Linked DNA regions of Homo sapiens: region 2 is linked to region 1. A link is a contact called in ENCODE Hi-C or POLR2A ChIA-PET data. All regions are on one chromosome and are shown on one strand. The core of a region is the stretch at or near the end of the contact, and the rest is flanking DNA. Distances in the headings are between cores, read along the strand shown. Region 1 has its middle 42 kb from the start of LINC01107. Region 2 has its middle 75 kb from the start of LINC01107.

Evidence for each region. Hi-C counts contacts between places; a loop is a spot of excess contacts on that map. ChIA-PET counts read pairs that join two places held with the same protein, here RNA polymerase II (POLR2A). Pooled maps may share reads with other maps.
Region 2: a map of PC-9 shows a loop between it and region 1 (6-fold over the local background). The contact joins two enhancer-like sites. A Hi-C loop is called at or near these places in 4 of 168 maps with a recorded cell type or tissue (PC-9, endothelial cell of umbilical vein, posterior vena cava and 1 more) and 9 of 50 pooled maps. POLR2A ChIA-PET finds 5 or more read pairs at or near these places in 5 of 52 experiments (A549, MCF 10A, PC-9 and 2 more).

Annotation. Positions count from the first base shown.
Region 1 is chr2:238,594,288-238,600,492 of GRCh38, reverse strand. No RefSeq gene overlaps it. Among named protein-coding and RNA genes, the nearest start is that of LINC01107, 42 kb to the right of the region's middle. RefSeq lists an enhancer at 142-657. Within about 2 kb of position 3,197, at least 18 of the 41 ENCODE cell types and tissues checked have a DNase peak (open chromatin) inside an H3K27ac peak, as active enhancers do.
Region 2 is chr2:238,627,654-238,633,858 of GRCh38, reverse strand. No RefSeq gene overlaps it. Among named protein-coding and RNA genes, the nearest start is that of LINC01107, 75 kb to the right of the region's middle. RefSeq lists a silencer at 1-105. Within about 2 kb of position 3,743, at least 3 of the 41 ENCODE cell types and tissues checked have a DNase peak (open chromatin) inside an H3K27ac peak, as active enhancers do.

The sequences.
Region 1 (6,205 bases), core at 1,948-4,447:
TCCCAGGGACCCCAAGCTCCATGTTCCCCAGCAAGGCCTGGGTGACACCACCTCTATTTGGGCCAAGGTGAGACCACTATGGTGGGACCACTCCCGCAGCCCCTGGGACAGGACGGGACGCCCCAACAGGGAGCCCCTCCCCACCCACGTCCCGCCACCTCCTCCCAGCTTCCCAGCGCCCTCCCCAGCATCTGGCGGCCTGCGGAGCCTCCCACTCCGAGGAGGTCTCCTCCATGGACTCCAGGCAGAGGAGGACGCTGTCCTGCATGCATCGCTCCCTTCAATGTCCCATGCCCAGGAGGCTGCGCCACATTCTTGGCAGGCGGGGCCTGCCTCATCCTGCTTTGCTGTACATGTGGGCCCCATTTGCAGGGGGCACCGCGCTGGGGTGGAGGAGATCCAGAGGGGTGGCTGTGGGACTGGCCTTAAACACTTCCACCTGAGAATGTGGAGGGAACACCCCCCAAGGCGATGAAAGGGACCAGAGAGCAGGACGCTACGCACCAGGAAAAGAGGAGTGGAGAAGCCCCCAGTGTGAGAAGGCAGGAGGGGGTCCTGCGGAGGCCGTCAGTGCCGCTGCTGAGCCTCGAGACCCCCAGCAGGAGGCATGTGGGGGACAGGAGAGCAGTGGGGTGCAGGGCCAGCCCACTGCACCTTCTTGCCACTCAGGGCTGGCAGCTACCAGGCTACCCCAAGGAGGCCAACCCCCAGGCTCTCATCGTGGCTGCTGCCCCAGCATCCGTGGCAGCCCATCGCTACAGCATTGGTGGGGACATCTGCAGGCTCTGCCAGCCTGGAGCCCTGCCCTGCAGCTGGTGAGGCACCCCCACAAGGTGCCAGAGACCACCTGGTCCAACCATCACTTCCCACACAAACAAACCAAGATGCAGGTGTTTAGTTAGGCATCAACTAGCTTGGGTTAGTATCCGTTGCCTCCGGCAGCTCTTCCTTTCCTGGTCTGAGGGGCTCCAGTGAGGGCTCCAAACAGCCCAGAGTCTTATTACTTGTATTTGAAAACAAATGCACAAAGCCGCGGGAAGGGCAAAGCCCTCCCAGCACTGGCTGTGCCTAGTCCCTGCAATCTGACCTCACTGCTCCAATGCCATTAGCTCCAGAACAACCCCTCTTCTCCAGCAGCAAGGACTTCAGGACTCCCGGGCAGACCCACGCGGGGCAGCACCCCTGCAGATCCAAGCCTCATGCACTCTCTTCCACACCTGGGCCCCTGAGGCTCCTCCACGGACTGCTGCGTTTCCTATTTCTTCCAAGACAAAATGGACCCATTCACCTTTTTCCCTCATGTCCCTCTCTCCCTTCTCCTCCCTGGTCCCACTAAAAGTGTGAGCTTCCAATGCTTCCTGGGTTTGAAAAGTTTCACATGATATCAGTACACAGAGACAGTTCATTTTGGTATTTGGGCTCTTGTCAAGGTTAAAAACCAAAAAATGGATTGACCCATCACTAGACAAAATCAGAATAGTCAAAGAGGTGACGTCATGGGGGAAATTCCTAACTCACGCATGCGCCATGGTCTGTCTCCTGGTCTTTGTCATTCACACGTTTTAGATGAGCATTTATTTACTATGCCCATAATCTGTGCTGGGCACCGTGGGCCCAGAGATCCCTGAGGCACAGACCCTGTCTCCAAACGCAGGAAAACACAGAGATCGTGAGAAAGAATTGCAGCTTTCGTGGCAGAGTACACGGCACGCCTGTGTGGGGGTAGGCAAGGGCCTCTGAGCCAGGACAGGGTAGAAGGGACAGTGGAGGGTCAGGAACACCTTCCAGAGGGGCTCACAGGGAAGGAGAGGGAGGGAATGACCAGGGGAGAAACAGAAAGGAACAAGGCCAACTCCAAAGGCCAGAGCCCCTGGACACAGCGGGGCACAGGAGGCAGACAGGCAGAGCCAGGGATGGGGGATCCCACGGGGAACTGAGAGCGGGCACAGGGTTCAAGCACAGGCATGGCAGAATGTGCTGTGCATTGTTTCAAGGTCCTCTCGGTGGCTGCATAAGGAATGGACTGACTCAGAGTGACAGGGTGACCCAGAGACCCAAGAAAAGCGGCAGCAGGAGAACAACCTGTGGCACTTAAGATGCCCAGAGCCATCCTGCGTGCTTTGCAAACATGAGCCCATGAAATGCTTGCCACCACGCAGTGGGGTGGGCACTGACATTGCCCCGATTTACAGAAAAGGCATCTGGGACACAGAGAAGTTGGCCTGCCGAGGTCTGGGAGTGACCCCGAAAATGGAGCAGGGCCTGAAACCAGGCAGTGGTGAAGGGGTAGGAAGACAAATTTGGTACAGAAACACTTAGGACTCAGTGCCCAACCAGGGGCAGGAATCTGGGAGAGGTCTGGGATGACCCCCAGGTCCCTGGTTGGGGTAACTGGAAGAGCTCAGGGCTGTAGGGAGAAGAGTCTATTTAAAGGGGAATGGAGGGGTCCCACTGGGGGCGGGACAATTTGGGAACATTAGTGGGATGTTGGGGGAGGATTAGATCTATAAGTCATGGACACCCAGGTCAGCCCCAAAGGGTAAATGTGTGGGGTGAGTAGAGAGCTAAGAAGCCACAGGAGACCCCACATCACTGAGTCCTCCTGCCTGATGGCCCCTCCAGGCCTTGGGACAACCTGCCCTAGGATTCCTGATTCCCAGTTGAGGGGAGAGAGGCCTGGGGAGAGGCAGAGCTCTTAGAGCCCGGGAGGACATTCTTGCTTCAAGGCTCAAGTAGGGGGATGAGAAGGAGGACCCTTGGCCGAGAAATTTCATGCAGTAAGGAGGGCTCAGAGTGGCTTATGCGGGAAAGAGGAAGTTCAAGAGCACCATAAAGGGTTAGAATTTCAGAGAGGAAAAGAACCTCTTAACACTTCCAATAGGTGATTTTCTCTTAAAAAAAAAAAAAAGAAAGAAAGAAAAAGTTTAAGAAGAAACTTTACAAAGGGAAAACGTAATGTTCAACCTCTGGGCAAATTCTAGCGGAAAAAGGGAGAGAGAGGGGTGGGTGGGAGGCTAACACAATTTATGGGCCCTCAGAGCCGCGCCAGCTTGAGGTGGCGGAGCCTCTTGGCCCGGGGCCTGCCTGCTGACTTGAGCTTTGAAAAACAACTTCCTGTCAATAAATGTGAACAAAAGTTTGGACCCATCTTCAAAGTGATGAGTTATGCTGAAAGTATGTTCCTGCAAACGGGGGGAATGGATTGTTCCTGGCGCTTTGGCATTCAAGAGAGTTTATAAATAACCACTCAGCTCTGCTCGGGTTATGCCTGCTGGGAGTGCCCAGTGCCAGCAAGCAGAGGGAGACCTGGGGAGCGGGGCAGCACTCCCTGGTAGGGCTGGCACAAAGTGCCCAGAGAAGCGCAAGTCACGTCTTGGCGTGGGAGTAGGGGGCTTCCCCAAGCCTCTGTTCAGGGCTGGGCAACCGGGGACCCCCTGGACCAGCTCTTCCATTTGCATTTTGGAGGGAAAAAAGGAAGGAATGGATTCTACATGTGGTTTCCATCGGCCCAGAAAAGTAAAAACATGTGTCAGCGTTTCTAGCAGAAATGGTCCTTGTTATTTTAATGAGAAAGACCATAATTAGGGACAACAGTGAAAAAGAAGCCATGGGTCCCCTTTGTGCCCTCCCCTCAACCGATGGGGAGCAGTCGCCCCAATGAACAGTCCTCCTGCCCTTAACCTGCTCCACCAGCACGGGAGGAAGGGAGAAAGCTGGGGACAGGCAAGTCCTCCAGCTCCAACAGTTCCATTCTCAGGGCTGAAGGTGCCGCCCAAGCAGCTCATTTGTCAGCGTTTAAACATCATTACAACGTTAACGGCCTCTCTGATGCCAAAGAGTTGGCTTTGCACGCCTATAAATTAGAGTACATCAAACCAGAGTTTATTGAGTCTTGGCCAATCAGAAGTAAAACTTCCATAACTTTTTACAATTCTCTACATTCTTCCAATTATATTAAAATATTTATTTGCACCCTGCATGATATATATAAACGTTTTATTAAGAACATTTGAAACCTGGTTCTTTAAACAGAAAAAAGATCCACTCCATGCTGGCAGAGGTCCGGCCAGTATGTGCTGTGTCCAGTTGGTTTCATGGAGGGAAACAGCTCTGATTGGATTTTCGAGGGATTAGCAAGAAGGAGTGGCAGAGCACGAAGCTGGCTCCCAATTCATGGCTGCGCCTCCCTTAGCAAATCCCCTGCATTTGGTCGTGACACCAATGAGGAGCAGGTCCCTGTTTTGTCTCTGCCTGGGCTGGCCTGTCTGGAACAGTCTTCTAGGGTCACAGTGCACGTCTGCCTCTGGGCAGCTGCCTGACCCAGGCCTCCACGAGAGCAGGGAAGAGGCACAGAGACGTTCCATGATGGCTGGGTGAAGAAGCAGGCAGTCGGGGTGAGTTAGGTTAAAACCCAAAGCCCCTTCTGCCCGGCCCTTTCCTGGCTGTGTGCTGTGGGGCCTGGACTCCCCCTCTCTGAAGCTCAGTTTCCTGTCTCTAAAGTGGGTGTCACAATGACAGCCGCCACCATTCCTCCACTACCACAAGAATCATAGGTGGTGACCTGCCTCATATTCCCGAAACGTCTCTGCGCGGCAACATCCTCCTTTGAGCCTCGTCTCATCCCATCGTTGCCTCCTCCTGAAGGTCCTTCTGCTGCTGACACATCAAGTGCATGGGGACATCCGTAGCACGTGGCCAGCCAGGAGGACACTGAGGCCTGCCTGAGGCCCTATCTGTGGGTGTGATCATAACGCCACCAAGAACAGCTCTTGTGCTTACAGGGTGCTAAGTCCTGACCATCTCAGGACATCCTTCACACTGCCCTACAAGGTAGGGACTCTCGCTGCAGATGAGGGAGGTATCTCTCAGTGGGGTAAAGGGTTTGGCCAAGGCGGTACAGGTCGCCCTCAGGCTGGCCAGCGCGTAGCACTCCACAGCCACAGCAGACAGCATCACAATGAACTACTCAGGAGCAGGAGGGCAGGCTCAGGTCCCAGGAAGAGGAGTGTGGCCACAAGCAAGATTACCCGCCTGGCCTGGAAGGGACAACCGAGCAGAATTTGAAATAAGCAGCAGGGAAGAGATTCTGGTTTCTGTGGGGCCCTCATCAGAAACCCCATAGGGCCCTTCACCAGAAACCCTCTGCCTGCAGAGACCACCTGCAGATGGGGGCCTCAGCTGCCTGCAGTTGCCCAGGGCATGGAAGCACAAAGCTCATTTCTGTTACCACATCACTAACTGTAGGATTGGACCTCAACATGCATACTGGTTCTGGCACAAAAGGAGCTGATTTCTTGTTCTTGCAACTGTCCCAGGCAGGGGTTCCTGCTCAGCAGATGGTGCCTCTCCTAGAAGTAATTCAGGGACCAGCCACCTTCCATCCTAGGCCTCCATCACAGCCCTTGGGCCTCGCTGTGGTGTGCACCCCCAGCAGTCAGAAAAGAGGGAGACTGGGAGCACATCTCTGTGGCTGCAGGCGTCACTTTCTGCTGTTCTCTTGTCTACACTTTCTGTGTTTTGTTGGACAATCCAGTCGTCAGGCCGTGCCCACCTGTCATGTTGGATGGGAAATGTAGTCCAGCAGTATGTCCAGAGAGAAGGGAGAAATGATTTTGGTAAACAACCAACCATCTCCACTGCAGGTGATGCAGGCAAACCCAAAAACGGGGGCTCAGCCTGAGTTGGTTCTTGGCTTCATTCAGGGAAGAATTCAAGAGCAAGCCAACAGTGAAAGAAAGCAAGTTTATATAGCGTAGTGAACAGCAAGATGGCTGCTTCATTGGCAGAGCAGGGCTATCCCACAGGCAGAGGGGCCCAGAGTAGCACTTGTGGGTTGCTGGCTGGCTCTATTTATACCCACTCTTAATTATATGCTAAATAAGGGGTGGGTTATTCACAAACTTTCTGGAAGAGGGGTAGACTTTATCCAGTCTATCACTGATGGGCACTTGGGTTGGTTCCAAGTCTTTGCTATTGTAAATAGTGCTGCAATAAACATAGGTGTGCATGTGTCTTTATAGTAGAATGATTTATCGGAAATCCTTTGGGTATATACCCAGTAATGGGATGGCTGGGTCAAATGGTATTTCTGGTTCTAGATCCTTGAGGAATTGCCCCACTGTCTTTCACAATGGTTGAACTAATTTACGCTCAAGACTAGTGGGAAGAATTTCAACTGAGGTAGGAGACGTGACTGAGAGACCAA
Region 2 (6,205 bases), core at 2,494-4,993, 33 kb before region 1:
AAGGCGACATGCTGAACTGACTGACAAGGAAGGCGACGCGCTGAACCGACTGACAAGGTGACACGCTGAACCGACTGACAAGGAAGGCGACGCGCTGAACCGACTGACAAGGAAGGCGACGCGCTGAACCGACTGACAAGGAAGGCGACGCGCTGAACCGACTGACAAGGAAGGCGACGCGCTGAACTGACTGACAAGGAAGGCGACTGCTGAACTGACTGACAACGTAGACAACGCACTGGGCATCCGGCCGCTGACCCGGCAAGCACTCTCTGAGCTTCATCTAGTGAGATGAGGGGAAGAACACAAAAGAATATGAGTAACAGAGGGGCCTTTTCTTTTATAAAAGAGTAAGATTTTACTTTGGAAAACTCTAGAAAAAAAGTTAATATTGAATAGAATAATCGTTCACAGCCTTGGATCCCGAAGCTTCCATGGCCTCTCAGCACAGCAAATACGGCTGCTTGTTGGGGCCTGAGGGCTTCTGTGTAGTATCTGGAGGACTCCCCCACACACACCCCCTTCATGCATGCACACCCACAACACACAACACACACATAACACATATCCCATACACACTGCATATACCACACACATCACACACTACACACACATCACACACACATCCATAGCACACATACTACATACACCACACACATCACATTCACAAACATCATAAACACACCGCACACGCATCCCTGGTCAGGAGAGTGTCGGGATCTGGCTAAGCCGATGGATGGGGCTCCAGCCCCTCACTCTGTACTTCAAGTGGGAAAGGACAGATGTCTACCTGAGATCCCACCTGAAGAAGGTGTCCTGTGGCCACATGAAGTGGTCCCGGAGAGGGACCTCCTTTGGGCATGACCAGGTCCCTGCACATGCTCTCCAGGTGCGTGGGGCATTTTGACGGTACTCGCCATCCCCGAGGCTGGCATGGCTTTCCCCTCCCCAGGGCCAGTGCCCTTGAGAGCCAGCTCAGCCTCATTGCCTCCTCCCCGGCGTCTGGGTGGACAGCTCATGGCCCTGGCCCCTCAGTACCCCCTCACCCTCGGCACGGCCAGCACCACCGCTGTTCACCGGAAGAGCGTGGAGCTCCCCGTATGGGCAGCGTCCAGAAAGGCCGCTCTCCTGGGCGGTGCAGGCTGAGAATCCCTGCTGCAGGCAGTGGTCAATATTCCAGGCATTGAATGATCTCCAAGTTGGGTCGAGCCCTGGCTCTGCCACTTGCTGGCACGTGTACCTGAGCCACAGTCTCCTCTGTCAAATGGGGGAGCCACTACTGTGCCTCTCCACCGTGTTGGTGAAGGACGTCACACCCAAAGCCAAACCAGCCCTCCAAAAATAGCAGCCATGTCATTCCTACAGACACTTCTAAATACACACAGAACTGGGGCGACGTAAAAACAATTAGAAATCAGCTAAAAATAAAATCAAAAGGTTGGTGACACATGCTCAGGTCCTGGATGGTCCTAATGAGATAGGCGGCCTCAGCCTGGTCTCCTGCCCATCAGCAGTGGAGCTGGCGAGGGGCGCCAGTCCCTGGATTCCAAGGCCTTTCTGCCTTTGGTTAAGTAGTTGATGTGCCATCAGTTCTGCTTAACCTCCCTCACGCCTGTCTCTGAGTAATATTCAGTGTCAGCCCTAATTAAACCCAGGAGCACTTTTATAACTAAAAGAAGAGGTATTGGCCCGTGCTGGGCTGAACAACTGTCTCCTCTGGGCCCAACAATCCCATGTTTGATCAATAAACTGAGCAGCCAGAGGCACTGACCAAGGGTAGGAATTTCAAAGCCTGGGGGTTGTTCCTGCCCAGGAGAAGGCCTGGCAGGAGGCAAGGATGTCCCCAAGGCCCCAGCCTGAATAGATGCCACATAGTCTTGCCACGTGCCCCGTCATCACAATGCCCAGGCTTGTAACATGCCATTTCCTCCTCACAGTAACCTGCAAGGCAGAAGTTATCACTTGCTGCAAACGCAGAAACAGAGCTATAAATGGTCCCGTGACCTCACCCAGGGTCTCACTGTGGGGAACTGTCTGTTCAAACCCACGTCTCTCTGGCTTAAAAAGTTATATTTCTACCCACGGCACTGCACTGATGATCTGCACATTAGTTTAATCAATTGTATGCCCGGCTCCACACAGAGCCTGGGGAGGCAGAGATGGCAGTGGGCACCTGGTGGGAGGAAGCAGTGACCAAGCACTCCTCCTCCTGTCCCAGATTGCCATCTTCCTCTGCACCGTGTATTCCTGGGCCTCTTTTACTAACCCTCAGCCGCCCCTTCCGCCACTATTAGGCATTCTTAGACTTCACCATGGATAGACGCCTCGGAGCTCAACAGGGAAGGCCAGGCCGGAATCAGCTCCACGTCAGGTGTGTGCTGTTCACTCTCAGGGGGCTCCAAGTGCCTGCCCAGCCAGCCCTCCCTCCCTGTGCCTGCAATGGTGCAAGCCCCCTTGCAAGCATGCCCCTAAACACAGATTTCCAGCCGACTGAGAACTATTATCGGGCCCAGTGCAGTGGCTCACACCTGTAATCCCCACACTTTGGGAGGCTGAAGGGGGTGGATGTATCGCTTGAGGCCAGGAGTTCAAGACTAACCTTGTCGACATAGCAAAACACCATCTCTACTAAAAATAAAAAAATTAGCCCACCACGGTGGTGCACACCTGCAGTCCCTGCTACTTGGGAGGCTGAGGCGGAAGGATTGTTTGAACCTGGGAGGTGGAGGTTGCAGTGAGCCTAGATCAGGCCACTGCACTCCCGCCTGGGTGACAGAGCGAGACTCCATCTCAAAAATAAATAAATAAATAAATAAAATAAAACAAAAAACTATTGTCATCTGGGTGGTAGTGTCTGATAGATTAACAAAGATGAGTTTATTTCATTAAGCAATGAACTGTGTGCTCCCTGTGAAATAGCAAGGGCAATTTTATTTTTCCATAAGTGAATAGGAGCATAAAAAGTAATATGCTGTTCAAAGTAAAATATGGAACAAATTAAAAGTTATCAAATGCCAAGTAACTCCAGGCTTTCACCCAGTTGAAACTAATATACCCTAAAAAGAAAAAGAGACTAGATTTCATGGGAGAAACAACATTTTTAGGACACGGGAGTGGAACATGGATTTTGTTCCAACAGTGCTTCCCACACTGGAGTCTGCAGAAGAGTTGATGCTCACTGTGGTGCTATGCGAAACAGTGTATTGGCTCCAAAAAGTTTGAGAAGGCTCCTGTAACCCAAAGTTAAACACTTTGCTGCAGGAGTGCTCCAAGCCTTCAGTGTGCTAATAAGCACAGTCAAGCTGAGGGAGGTAAATGGAATATACCATTTCCAGACTTGTTTGACCACAAGGATCCTTTGCGTGTGAGTGGTAGTGACAGTGGGGAAGCCATCTGTTGATGGGTCCCAGAAGACTGCTCAACAGAACCAAGTTCAGGAAATTCTGCATTGGACTAATACCAGTCCCAGAGGGTACAGGACGATGCAGTCTCTCAGAATCACTGGGCATGTTCTTCCCGGATCTGATAGAAGATGCCAAGACCTCACCTGGAACAAGACCTGGCCTGAAGCGAGACCTGCGGTTTCCCAGGAGGGAACAGCCACAGTCAGCCTTGAACGTCCCAACTTCCTGCTGCTCTCACGTAAGCTTCTGCCTTACATTTACTTAGAGTTAGTAAGTCTAATTCCCTTACCTTGTCATCAGCAATTAACGAAGGTGATTGGCATGGCCTTAGTGAACGGCCCAGGCTTCCCAAATTCACCCCTGTTGCCAAATGCTGCATGATTTCTTTTTTTTTTTTCTGAGACGGAGTTTCCCTCTTGTCACCAGGCTGGAATGCAATGATACCATCTCAGCTCACTGCAACCTCCACCTCCCAGGTTCAAGCGATTCTCCTGCCTCAGCCTCCTGAGTAGCTGGGATTACAGACACCTGCCGCCATACCCAGCTGATTTTTGTATTTTTTTGGTTGAGACGGGGTTTCTCCACATTGGCCAGGCTGGTCTTGAAAACCTGACCTCAGGTGATCCTCCCACCTCAGCCTCCCAAAGTGCTGGGATTACAGGCATAAGTCACCGCACCTGGACAAGATCTGCATGATTTTTGCCACAGGTTTACGGGTTTGAGTGTGCGAGCCCCCCGTGCTCTGCCTCTCCTCCTAAGCCTCCTGCCTGCACCTGCCACGAGGCCTCCAGGTGGACATGAAGTCCAGGCTGTGGTTACAATGCCAAAGAGTTCAGGCTTTTCATGAGTGTCATTAAGGGACACTGATCAGGACACTCTGCTCTTTCAATAGATTTTCAATTAAACGGAAGAAAAGATTACAGACCATTCTACCCTTAATTACCCATGTGGCCACTGGATGAGCCACTGAAATCCCAGGCTCTCAGAATTCTAATCCACACATTGATTTCCACAGTCCCTTAATCAAAATAAATGCACACACCCAGATACAATGGGATATCTCTCCGCTCTTTTCCAACGGCCTTCCCTCTGCCGTAACTGAGCTGTCACTGAGAGCCAGGCTGCATGAACATTTTAAATCTTTATCTTATTTAACCTCTCAGCCGCTCTATCAGGAGGTGAATGCAACCTCAAAGCCACGTGGCCCCAATTTGAGGTGCCCCTGGCAGTGTGCTGCGCAAACTGCAATCTGCTTACTCCAAGGAATAGAATCATGCTGTTGTGTGGATGCCTCATCGCTGCTGTTCCCCCACCCAGACTCCCCAGTATTCCAGAGACCCAGGACCTGTGGACTGTTAAATTAGGAACCAAAACAGACACACCACTCGGAGCAGAACCGTGCTGGAGGCTGGAGAGGTGTTGGGATTTGCAGACATTTAAAAATTACACAATTAAAATCATCTGCAATGAGTGTGTTATGAATAAAATCATGGATTCACTGTAAATATTTTTCTAAATACAAAACAGATTCAGGCACACTGCGTGTCCCTGGTCCAAGCCAACCTTCGAGTTGGTCTCTCCGAGGTCAGAGCCCCCTGTTTCCACAAGAGCTTTAGCTGTTACGCCCAAATGCTGGCCACATCTCCTCACCTACTTGGTGAAACTGAATAACCATTTCCTCAGAAGTTATGTGCAACATACATTACAACGAGGGGATTTAGCACGTAGAGCTTCCTTATTTTAACCCCACACCATCACATTCTCAGGGGTAGAGTCAGAAGGAGGCCGACATTTCCATTAGATTGGAACCATAGGGTCAGGCTTTCAGAGGTGGAAGGGATGTCAGAAGGCTACTTCTCAGAGGGTCCATTGTACAGAGTGGAAACCAAGGCCATGTGGGGCGCCCACCTCAGCTGTGGTCACGGAGTGGTTGTGTTACTGGGCCACAAACCCAGGTCTTCAGACTCCAAGACCAGGTCTCGTCTTCGGAGATTACATGAACACTTTCTTCAATCCACATGAAAACTAGGTCACAAAACACAGGTTAAGTAACATTTCTGATGTGTCCTCTGTTGCTTAGGATGACTCCAGTTGGAGAAGGCACTCTGTTTATGGAAAATCACCTCCTCAGAAACTTTTTTTTTTTTAGCCATCATCATGTGCTTATGGAAAAACATCATTCAATAATAAACACCAGAATAGACACTCGGGAGCAAATCAGAGTTCTTTGTTTTGTTTTTGGTTTTCATTTTCTTTTGTTATATAAAGAGGATTTTCATTCTTGCCACCCTCATAAACTGTGTTCAAACTCTTCATCTCTAGCTGCGTGTCTCTGAGCTAAAGATAACTACTGCCTATACTGGACATAGAGCAGAAGTGGAAACTTCTTCTGTAAAGGGCCAGATAGTAAATATTCTAGCTTTGCAAGTCATACAGTGTATTAGTCAGGGTTCTCCAGAGATGTAGGACCAATTGAATACATATATACACACACACACACACACACACACACACGTATACACACACACACACACACACACACACACACACACATATATATATTCTAAGGAATTGACTCACGGTTAGGAAGGCTGAAGGCTGAGCAGTCCCATGATCTGCCACCTGCAGGCTGGAGACCCAGGAAAGCCCATGTAATTTGAGGGCCTGAGTGTGGGAGAACCGATGGAGTCAATTCCAGTCCTGGTCTAAGATCCCGAGAACAAAGAGTAGTGAGGGCAGGAGAACCACGTTCCAGCCCAAGAGATCAGGCAGAGAGCAAAGTCAACCTTCCTCCACTATTT